Linked DNA regions of Homo sapiens: region 2 is linked to region 1. A link is a contact called in ENCODE Hi-C or POLR2A ChIA-PET data. All regions are on one chromosome and are shown on one strand. Each heading gives the region's core, a stretch centred on a gene start or an enhancer-like site at or near the end of the contact. The rest is flanking DNA. Distances are from core to core; before and after follow the strand shown. Region 1 overlaps PRRC2B (proline rich coiled-coil 2B). Region 2 holds the start of NTNG2 (netrin G2).

Region 1 (5,080 bases), core at 2,576-5,075:
TTCAAGACCAGCCTGGCCAACATGGTGAAACCCCGTCTCTGCTAAAAATACAAAAATTAGCTGGATGCCGTGGCGAGTGCCTGTAGTCCCAGCTACTCAGGAGGGGTGAGGCTGGAGAATCACTTAAACCTGGGAGGTGGAGGTTGCAGTGAGCCGAGATTGTGCCACTGCATTCCAGCCTGGGAGACAGAGTGAAATTCTGTCTCAAAAAAAAAAAAAAAAAAAAAGTCTGGGCACGGTGGCTCACACCTATAATCCCAGCATTTTGGGAGGCTGAGGTGGGCGGATCACGAGGTCAGGAGATCGAGACCATCCTGGCTAACACGATGAAACCCCGTGTCTACTAAAAATACAAAAAATTAGCCGGGCGTGGTGGCGGGCGCCTGTAGTCCCAGATACTCAGGAGGCTGAGGCAGGAGAATGGCATGAACCCGGGAGGCGGAGTTTGCAGTGAGCCGAGATCACGACACTGCACTCTAGCCTGGGCCACAGAGCGAGACTCCATCTGAAAAAAAAGGAAAATACTGAAAAGAATAAATGCCAAAATAAATATATAAATCACTTGTGACCTCACCATCCAGAGCTAACTGCAGTAAAGTTGCTGGTGTGTTTCTTTCCTCTGATAATGTCTGTGTTTTCTAAATTAGAGCAATAGTATATATACATTGAATACACAGTTGATAGCTTGCTTTTCCCCTTTTAATGTTATAGTGTATTCCTCTACGTTATTTTTATAATTATATAATTGCTATTATACGGATATGCCATAATTTATTGACTCCTGTATTCGTAGACATTTAGATTATTGTTGCCCTCTTTTCCCTCCTATAAGAGAAACTGTAGGGAGCATCTCGGCATGTTAAGTCTTGGTCCACGTGGCTGATTATCTCCCATAAGTGGAATTTCTGGGGTCAGAGGATTGCAGGTTTGTTCTTCTCTTCTGGACAGGATCGGTTGTCTCCTTCAGTCTTTGTCACCTCCCTCTCCAGCCTTGAGCCCAAGGCAGTCTCTTTCTTAGTTTTTTCTTTTTTGAGGCAGGGTCTCACTTTGTCGCCCAGTCTGGAGTGCAGTGATGTGATCTCAGCTCACCGTAACCTCTGCATCCTGGGCTCAAATGATCCTTCTGCCTTAGCCTCCCAAGTAGCTGGGATCCTATAGGCATGCGCCACCATGCCTGACTAAGTTTTGTATTTTTTTGTGGAGACGGGGTTTCGCCATTTTGCCCAGGCTGTTTGTTTTTCTTTTCTTTTCTTTCTTTTTTTTTTTGAGATGGCATCTTGTTCTGTTGCGCAGGCTGGAGTGCAGCCGTGCGATCTTGGCTCACTGCAACCTCCACTTCCTGGGTTCAAGCAATTCTCGTGCCTCAGCCTTCGAGTAGCTGGGATTACAGGCGTGCACCACCACACCTGGCTACTTTTTGTATTTTTAGTAGAGACGGGGTTTTGCCATGTTGGCCAGGCTGGTCTCGAAATCCTGACCTCAGGTGATCCACCTGCCTTGGCCTCCCAAAGTGCTGGGATGACAGGTGTGAGCCACCGTGCCTGGACACCCAGGCTGTTTCAGACTCCTGGACTCAAGTGATCCCTCCGCCTCCGCCTATCAAAGTGCTGGGATTACAGGCATGAGCCACGGCACCCAGCAAGGCAGCCTCTTTCATGAGCCACTAGGTTCTGGGGGGTCTCAGTCCTGGTTAAGCCCTTTGATGAGTGGGGCTTGAGGTCTTACTCCATTTACTGGTTTGAACCTGGAGAAGCCTTTTGTCTTAAACAGTTTTTGTTTCTAGGGACATGGATGCCCCATTGACTCCTGGGGAGATCCTGGTCTGGTGGGGAGGAGGCCCTGGAGAGCCCCCCACCTAACTTTGGCCTCATCCTCTTGTGGTTTCTTTCTTTCTTTTTTTTTTTTTTTGAGACGGAGTTTTGCTCTTGTTGCCTAGGCTGGAGAGCAATGGCGCGATCTTGGCTCACTGCAACCTCTACCTCTCGGGTTCAAGCGATTCTCCTGCCTCAGCCTCCTGTGATTTCTTCGGAGCCCCCTACAGTTTCTCTTTATAGCAGTTTTCACAACTTGTAAATAGGTGTTTTTTTCTTTATTTGAATTTTAAAAATTGTGGTGAAGTATACATAACATAAAATTTACCATTTTTAAGTGTACAGTTGAGTGGCGTGAAGCACTTTCACAGTGTTGTGCAACCATCACCACCATCCATCTCCAGAACGTTCTCATCTTCCCAAACTGAAACTCTGTTCCCATTAGATGCCAACTCCCCTCCCCCATCCAGTGGCGGCGGCCACCATTCTTACCATTCTTTCTCCTTTTTTTTTTTTTTTTGAGATAGGGTCTCACTGTCGCCCAGGCTGGAGTGCAGTGGCACGATCTTGGCTCACTGCAACCTCAGCCTCTTGTGTAGCTGGGATTACAGGCACACGCCACCACACCCAGCTAATTTTTGTATTTTTTTGTAGAGACGGGGTTTCACCATGTTGGCTAGTCTGGTGTCGAACTCCTGGCCTTAAGTGGTTTGCTTACCTCAGCCTCCCAAAGTGCTGGGATTACCGGCATGAGCCACCGTGCCTGGCCTAGTTTTTGTATATTTTATTTTATTTTATTGAGACAGAGTTTTGATGTTGCCCAGGCTGGAGTGCAATGGCGCGATCTCGGCTCACTGCAGCCTCTGCTTCCTGGGTTTAAGAGATTCTCCTGCCTCAGCCTCCCGAGTAGCTGGGATTACAAGCGCCTGCCACCATGCCCAGCTAATTTTTGTATTTTTAGTGGAGACGGGGTTTCACCATGTTGGCCAGGCTGGTCTCGAACCCCTGACTTCAGGTGATCTGCCCACCTCGACTTCCCAAAGTGCTGGGATTACAGGCGTGAGCCACTGTGCTTGGTCTAATTTTTGTATTATTGTTATTATTTTTGAGACAGAGTCTCGTTATGTCTCCCAGGCTGGAGTGCAATGGCACGATCTCGGCTCACTGCACCTCTACCTCCCGGGTTCAAGCGATTCTCCTGCCTCAGCCTCCTGAATAGCTGGGATTACAGGTCTGGCTAATTTTTGTATTTTTAGGAGAAACGGAGTTTCGCCATGTTGGCCAGGCTGGTCTCGAACTCCTGAGCTCAAGCGATTTGCCTGCCTCGGCTTCCCAGAGTGCTGGAATTACAGCCATGTGTAATCCCATGGTGGCAATGTTGAGCCACCTTGCCCTGCCAACCATTTTACTTTCTTTCTGTGAAACCGAATACTCTTAAGTACCTCATGTAAGTGAGATCATCCAGTATTTGTCATTTTGTGTCTGGCTTATTTTTAGCATAGTATTTCCAAGGTTCATCCATGTTGCAGCATGTGTCAGAACTAACTTCATTCTTAAGGCAGAATAATATTCTCTTATTTGCATGTATCTACCACATTTTATTTATTCATTCAGCGACGGGCAGCAGCCTGTAGATAGTTTTGTTTTCATGTATTGAATGGTCCTTTCCCCCAGTGGAGTGAGTAAATGCATCCGGAAGCAGAATTCTGTTGTTTCCCATTCATCACTGTGTGCCAGGTGTCTGAGAAGGGGGTCTTATAGGAGCCCACGCAGAAACCAAGCTCACCTCAGTCTGGGTGTGGGGCAGTCAGGGAAGGCATTCTGGAAAATGTAGCTGACTCGAAATAAGCACCTATTGAAAATAGTGTGCTGAGCCCTGGAACATTAAAAATGTGTTCCTATGTGGAAATCAGAAATGTATGGGTCCCAGAAGAGAACTTGTGGGTCAGCCTGCTTTCCAGAGAGTGCCGAGGCCCTTTGAATGGTGAACATTATGCAAGCATTCTTGTATGGCCAGTGGCCAGCAGGGAGGAGGGCAGAGAATGACTGTGCCTCCGGGAAGCCGGCGTCAACTTCCCGACACGCTTCAGGATCATCTCTTTGTATAGAACCATGGGATGGATCGCTGCAGGACCTACTGGAAAAAGGAGGTCATCTCCAGGACTCTTTCCATGGGTCCTTTGTGTCTTGCAGAACTTTTTTCGGCAGGTGTTGTTTACATATGGTTCAGAGCTTAAAGAACAGCTGTGTTCCAGGCCAGGGCAGAAAGCACAGGCCTGTCTGGGAGGGGCATCATCACTCCTGCCTGCCTGCCCAACCGACCTGTCGGTGGACTGAATGGGCCAAGTGTTCAGAAGTCCTTGGGAAGAGGATAGTGTCCTGAATCATAATGTGGTATTTTCTGGTTTTTTGTTTGTTTGTTTGTTTTTGGTAAAATGTTAATTGCAGAAGTATACAGGTTATTTTATTTATTTATTTATTTTTTTTTGAGGTGGAGTCTTGCTCTGTTGCCCAGGCCGGAGTGCAGTGGCATGATCTCGGCTCACTGCAACCTCCACCTCCCAGGTTCAAGCAATTCCCCTGCCTCAGCCTCTTGAGTAGCTGGGAGTACAGGTGCATCCCGCCACGCCTGGCTAATTTTTTTTTGTATTTTAGTAGAGATGGGGTTTCGCCTTGTTGCCCAGGCTGGTCGCAAACTCCTGAGCTCAGGCCATCTGTCCACCTCAGCCTCCCAAAATGCTAGAATTACAGGCGTGAGCCACTGCGCCTGGCCCATACTTTAAAAAAAAAAAAAAAAACAAAATTAAAAGCCAAGTGTTTGAAGAGAAATGAAAGCTTTTCCCCAATGTCCCAGGCAGTAACCATTATTGATAAATTTGCTTTGTTTATCCTTCTAGGCTCAGTGCACGTATAAATATGGCCTCATGTAGGGAGGTTTTTTAAAAAACAAAAATGGGATATACTATATTGTATTGCAACTTGGCATTTTCAAAATATCACAGTATTTTTCCATACGTATTTTTAAGCGTAACTTCTCTTATTTTTATTTTCAGTAATACTTTTTTTTTCTTCCTTAGGGATGTGGGGGTGGGTCTCGCTATGTTGACCAAGCTTGTCTTGAACTCCTGGCCTCAAGCTGTCTTCCCATCTTGGCCTCTGAAAGTGCTAGGATTACAGGTGTAAGCCACCACACCCAGCCATTTTTCCATATTCATGTGAACAGACCTGCCACACTAAGTGTTTTAAAAATAATGTTAGGTTTCTAAAAA
Region 2 (5,224 bases), core at 1,674-4,173, 760 kb after region 1:
GAGCCAGCGGTTATTTTCAGGGAGATTCATTAACACTTTCCTGCCCCTGGTGCTCAGCTTCTTTTCATTGCCAGAAAAAAGGTCATTTATCAGAAGTTACCTTAATGAAGTTTAAAAATGAATGTCCGTCAACCACCTGGTCCCCGCAAGGCTGAAATCCTATTTGTTCCCTATCTTGGAAAATAAGTGCTTTATGGTTCACTTGAAAGGAACATCGTCTCCTGGAGGCTGCTGTGGAGTGCGGTCAACTCAGGATCATAGCAGAGGGACCACCCTCCTGGACAAATCCCCTCATCGTGCAGATGGGGAAACTGAAGCCAAGAGCAGGGAAGGGATCTCCCCCAGCCACACAGCATGGTAAGGGCTGAGCCAAGAAAAGCCCATTATCCCAACTCTCAGTGCGGTGCTCTTTCCATTATCCTGGGGTCTGGAAATGAGGAAACCAGAAGACAGCTTCTGGCATAGGTCCCCGAAAAAAAGCCTGTTGGCATCAGCTTGTTGCAGAGGCAGGGAGTATTGGTGAGGTGGGGGCTGGCAGGGAGGCATGTTAAAAATTGTTTCTAGTGGCACATATCTTTACATATGGGTCACTGAAACCATCCTGGCAGTGCTAGGGAGGAGGCACCCCTGGTTCCTCCACTGTGTTTAGATGAACTACAAGTAAGAAGCAGCTCCTCCATCTCTTTGGCCATTCCTGACAGCATCCAGTCCACAGTGATGATGGAGGAGCAGGGTGGTTCCCAGGGATTGATGACCATGCCCTGGGGTGACAGCAGGCTGAGGGCTGACCCTGGTCATCACTCACCCTGTGCAGGAGCCCCACACCCTGCCCTTCACTGCTGCCTGCAGGCTGAATGCTTAAAAATCAAACCACCAAGATCTGTTCTCTTCTCCCAAGGAGCTTCCTCCTGCATAGAACAGGTAACCAGGGGTGGGCCCATGTCTGCCTTCCTGGGCTGCTTGGTGAGATAGGCCCATCTCCAGTGGTAGGCATCTGAGAGCATGTGCAGGTAGAGGCACACAATGGCCCTGTTTTTTGACCCCTCTTTGAAAAAAGAAGGATTTACCGTTCATATCTCACATATGGGGAAACTGAGCCCCAAAGCAGTCTGGGCCGTGTTCCAAGTTCACCAGCCAGCCAGGCCAGTGAGAGAGCATCACCCAGAAACCCAAAAGCCCTGCCTCCCCGGCCACAATCCTTAGCTATGTGACCTTGGGCAAGTTACTTAACATCTCTAACTTGAGGCTTTGCTACTAGCAGTGAAGTCACAGGGCTTTGGCGAAGATTCAGTGAATAATGCACACAAACTGGTTTGCATGGAGTCTGGCATAAAACAGGTGTTCAATAAATATATTATTATTATTATTACAGCAGATGACAGTCTTTAATTCTGCATCCTCTTCCTGTTTTGTCACAAGATTCCAAATATTATTCAGCAGTATAACTCCGTCTCCAGTTTTCAGGGCAGCTGAGAACAGGGAAGGGTTAAGGTGGAGGTGAAGGGTGGCAGCAGGGCGGGGCACTGAGGTGCCATGTCTTGCTCCATTCCCAACACCCTCTGTGACCTTGGGCTGGTCTCTCTCTCTCTGCCTCTCTCTCTGTCTGTCCTCAGGCCCTTTGTTCTTGATGCATCCAAATGACAGTGCTGGCTGCTCAAGGCTGCAGTGAGCCCACCCCAGGAGGCCAGGAGTGTCCGAAAACCACATGTGCTTCTGGAAGATGTGGAAACTCTCCCAGAAGCCCTGGGAGGCAGGCTGGCAGGAAACCTCCTGGGGATCAGAGAGCCCAGGGCTGCCGGATATGATATTGTGAACTCGGTGGCCTCTGCCCGGGGCTGCTGCTACCGGAGCCCTCCCACACCTGCCTCCCATGCTTGCAGGGGAGGGAGACAGAGAACCCCTCAGCCAGGCCCCTCCTGCCCCACTACTCTGCACTCCCTGCAGAGCTGGCTTGGCTTCGTCAAAAGCAGGGCCCATCAGGGTGGAGGCGGCGATGTGTCAGCTGGTATTCAGGCTCTGGTTGTGCGCTCAGATCGCTCCCCCTCCCCATCTCCCCAAATCCACCCACCCACCCCGGTACCCACTGCTTGGGGCCTTCTGGGTGGCAGCACTTCACAGAGAGAGACCGAGGAGCAGCCCTGAGCCCTTGGCTGTGGGGGGTGGGGGAACTGACTCACTTGGCCCCCCTCCCTCGTGCCGATGGGGCAGCCCCCACACCCATGGGCGCTGGCACCCCGGCAGGCCCCCGGGTTTTGGAAGAGGAAGCTGCAGCCCGGCTGCGCCTGACCGGAGCCGGCTGAGGATGCGCTCTGGGCGCAGGGACCCGCTGGCCCCCGGGCCGGGAGGCGATGTTTAGGCAGCGACCCCCCAGAGGCTGCCGGGGCCACCCTGGCCACGGGCCCGCCGGGACGCCCCTGCTCGCCGCGCCCCTCCCCGGGCCGTGGCGCGTCCCCCGAGCCGCGCAATATTTCCTTCCTGCACCTTTAAGAAGACCGTTGCTCCGTGGTGGGATGGTGTGTTAAAGCCACACAGAGGAAGTTACGCAGCCCGGATCAGACCGAGAGATAAAAGCCCCGATGGTGATCGTGAGTGATGGCAAGAGGATTTAGCCTCGGCATTAACTTGGAGCGGAGTGCAGGGGGGCAGTGAAGCGCCCGCCATCTGGCCCGCGCCGCGCCGGGGGGATGCCCCGGCTCCCCGACGAGACGCCGCGAAGCCCACCCGGGCCGGGGGCTGCCCGGCGCCCGAGCGCGGGTCCTCCCCGGGCCGCCCAGGGGGGCCAAAAAGTTTGCACTTGTTAGCGGCGACCTCCCGCTCAGCCCGGGCGGGCGATGCGGGCGGCGCGGGCGGCCCCCTCCCCCGGCCCGCGTCTCCGGGACGGCTGCGGGCGGCCCCCCCGGCGGCCGGAGGGCTCCCTGGCCCCGATCTGACGGCGGCGGCGGCGGCGGCCACAGCGGCGGGAGCGGCGCGGGGAAGGAGCAGCGGCTCGCAGCCCTCGGCCCGCGCCCCCACCCAGCGCCAGCCCGAGGGGGGAGGCGCAGCGCCGGAGGGTGGCGGTCCTCGGCCCTCCCAGGTCTCCGCGCCGGGAAGCCGCTCCGAGCCGGGGTAAGGCGGGCGGGGAGAGCCCGGGAGGCGGGCGGGGGGAGAGGCTGCAGCTTGGCCAGGCCGGTTTCATTTTTAAAGGGCTTCGGTGACCATGCAGGCTTGCCCGGGCCCGGGAGCCACTTACAGCGGCCCGGCAAAGGCTCGGATGCAAAAGTTGTTTGGTGGCGGCTGCTACGAGCTGAGAACTGGAGTCGCCCCAGAGGGGTGTGTGAGGGTGCGTTCTTAGCAGCATCTTAAAGGGGTAGCTTGTCTTTCTGGCCAGCTTCCCCCGGGTCCTTTCCGTCGTGTGTGTGAGAGTGTGTGTGTGTGTGTGTGTGAGAGAGAGACAGAGTGTGTGTGTGTGTGTGTGTGTGTGTGTGTGTGTGTGTGTGTGTGTGTCGGGGAGGGATGTTGCAAGGATGCTCGGATGTGTCTCGGAAAAGGAAACTAACCCTGCTCCCGCGCCTCTCCCCCACCCCAATTCCACCGCCACCGCTTAGAGCCACCCCCATCCCGTGCCCTCCCATCTCTCTGCAAACTGGGAGCCTGTGAGTTGCACAGAGAAACTCCCGGCCAGTCCGGCTGGAAACTTCTCCCGGCGCCGGGAGGGGGTCGGGAGGTGAGGGGGCGCAGGCACTGGTTTGGGGCCGGCGTGGAGTCGAACCTGGAACTGAGCGGCGCGCAGGTGGGGGGAGCAGAGGCGGCGGGAAGGCGGGAAGAGAGGACCGCGGGCTCGCGGGGTCCGCCCGCTCCGGAGTAAGTTGGCCGTCTGGGCTGGGGGCGGCGGCGGCCGGGTCGCCACAGGCGGCAGCGCCGGGGCAAAGGATACAGCCAGTTCCTGGGCGCCCTGCTCTGTGTCTTTTAATTAAGAGAGGCAGTGCCGAAAAAGGGGGCGCCTCAGTCCCGGCCGGGCCTTTATTACGGGCTTAATTATTAATTGCTGCCGTGGCTTGCACGCAACTTTGGGAAGACGAAAAGCAGCTGCGGGGCTGCCGGGTCGTCGGTGTCCTAGGCACAGGGCTCGCAGCCGGCCCGAAGCACTGACTCGACCCTGGCCCCGGCCTCGACCCCGCCCGCGGCCCGCCGGGACCCACCCGGGAGCTGCTGCTCGCGCCCCGCCTCCCGCGCCCAACTTTCCAGGGCTCCCGCGGGCGGGGACCCAGGGGCCGGATAAAGGGCCCGCTCCGGAGCGGGGGGACACCCGGGCCGCCGGAATTAAGAGGCCCGCCGAGGCTACAGTGAGCGCGGGGCGCCCGCTGGACCCCGCCCGGGGCAGAGGACGGGAAGGTGACCCCGCCGGCCAAGCTCCCTTTCCCTCCCGGCAACCGCCACTCTCCCCTGAAAGCAGATTTCACCCCCCTCTGCCGCCCCTGCCGAGGAGGGAGAGGGAACCCCGGGGTGGGCTGAGTATCCCCCCTAGCCCCGGGAGCCCCCAGCGCCCTCCCTCCCGTGCCCCCAGGGGCCCCGCGCCCGCCGCGGCAAGTTTCCCACACGGCGAGGGCGCAGCAGGCAACTCCAAGAGGAACCTGCTGGCGAGCCCAGCCAGCTCGGGAGGCGCTAATTCAATAAGACAGAGAAATCTGAGTTCAGAAATCCTGATAAAATCTAATTTTCGAGTTTTAATACCCTGGCTATCAGCCCCCCTTGGTTCCTGAGGACTCTTAAAAGAAAATAAAGCACATTGATTCTATTTGTTTCTGGGAGCTGCAGTTTCTTAATAATATCAGGTGAAGATAAATTTTCCACGGAGAAAACGATCCTCCGGGATGCAGCTTCTTACTCTGAAAATTTCCCTGCCGACTCCTCACTCTCTGCGCTCCTCCTCGTTATCCGGGGACTCCTGCCTCTCTTCCCCCTTCTCTTTTTTCTTTTTGGCAGAACCCGCCTGCAATATTCGTGTGCTGAGCTCGTAATTCCCCCTGCGATGCCAGCAACGCCCAATTGATTGACTAGTTGTAAACACATTTTTCCCCTGGCAGATTTTGTTGTTGTTAGGGTTTTTTAAATTTATTTATTTTCCAGGGAATGCGTGGCATTTAAACCAACAGGACTGCAATTAATAGATTTGCGAGTTGCGCCGCGCGCGCCGCTCGCCCCAGCCTCCCGGCCTCCGGGCCTCGCTGCCTCCCCGCGCCCGGCG

Evidence for each region. Hi-C counts contacts between places; a loop is a spot of excess contacts on that map. ChIA-PET counts read pairs that join two places held with the same protein, here RNA polymerase II (POLR2A).
Region 2: a map of adrenal gland shows a loop between it and region 1 (5-fold over the local background). The contact joins the promoter of NTNG2 here to the enhancer-like site in region 1. A Hi-C loop is called at or near these places in 1 of 168 maps with a recorded cell type or tissue (adrenal gland). POLR2A ChIA-PET finds 5 or more read pairs at or near these places in 1 of 52 experiments (OCI-LY7).

Annotation. Positions count from the first base shown.
Region 1 is chr9:131,399,071-131,404,150 of GRCh38, forward strand. All of the region lies in intron 1 of PRRC2B (proline rich coiled-coil 2B), which reads left to right. Among named protein-coding and RNA genes, the nearest start is that of PRRC2B, 7.5 kb to the left of the region's middle. RefSeq lists an enhancer at 2,197-3,188. Within about 2 kb of position 3,826, at least 27 of the 41 ENCODE cell types and tissues checked have a DNase peak (open chromatin) inside an H3K27ac peak, as active enhancers do; they include adrenal gland, where a contact is called at or near this core.
Region 2 is chr9:132,159,135-132,164,358 of GRCh38, forward strand. It overlaps NTNG2 (netrin G2), which reads left to right and starts at 2,924. Exons shown (of 8, transcript NM_032536.4): 1 at 2,924-3,105. It overlaps LOC124902291 (a long non-coding RNA gene), which reads right to left and starts at 2,566. Exons shown (of 2, transcript XR_007061826.1): 1 at 2,482-2,566; 2 at 1,324-1,469.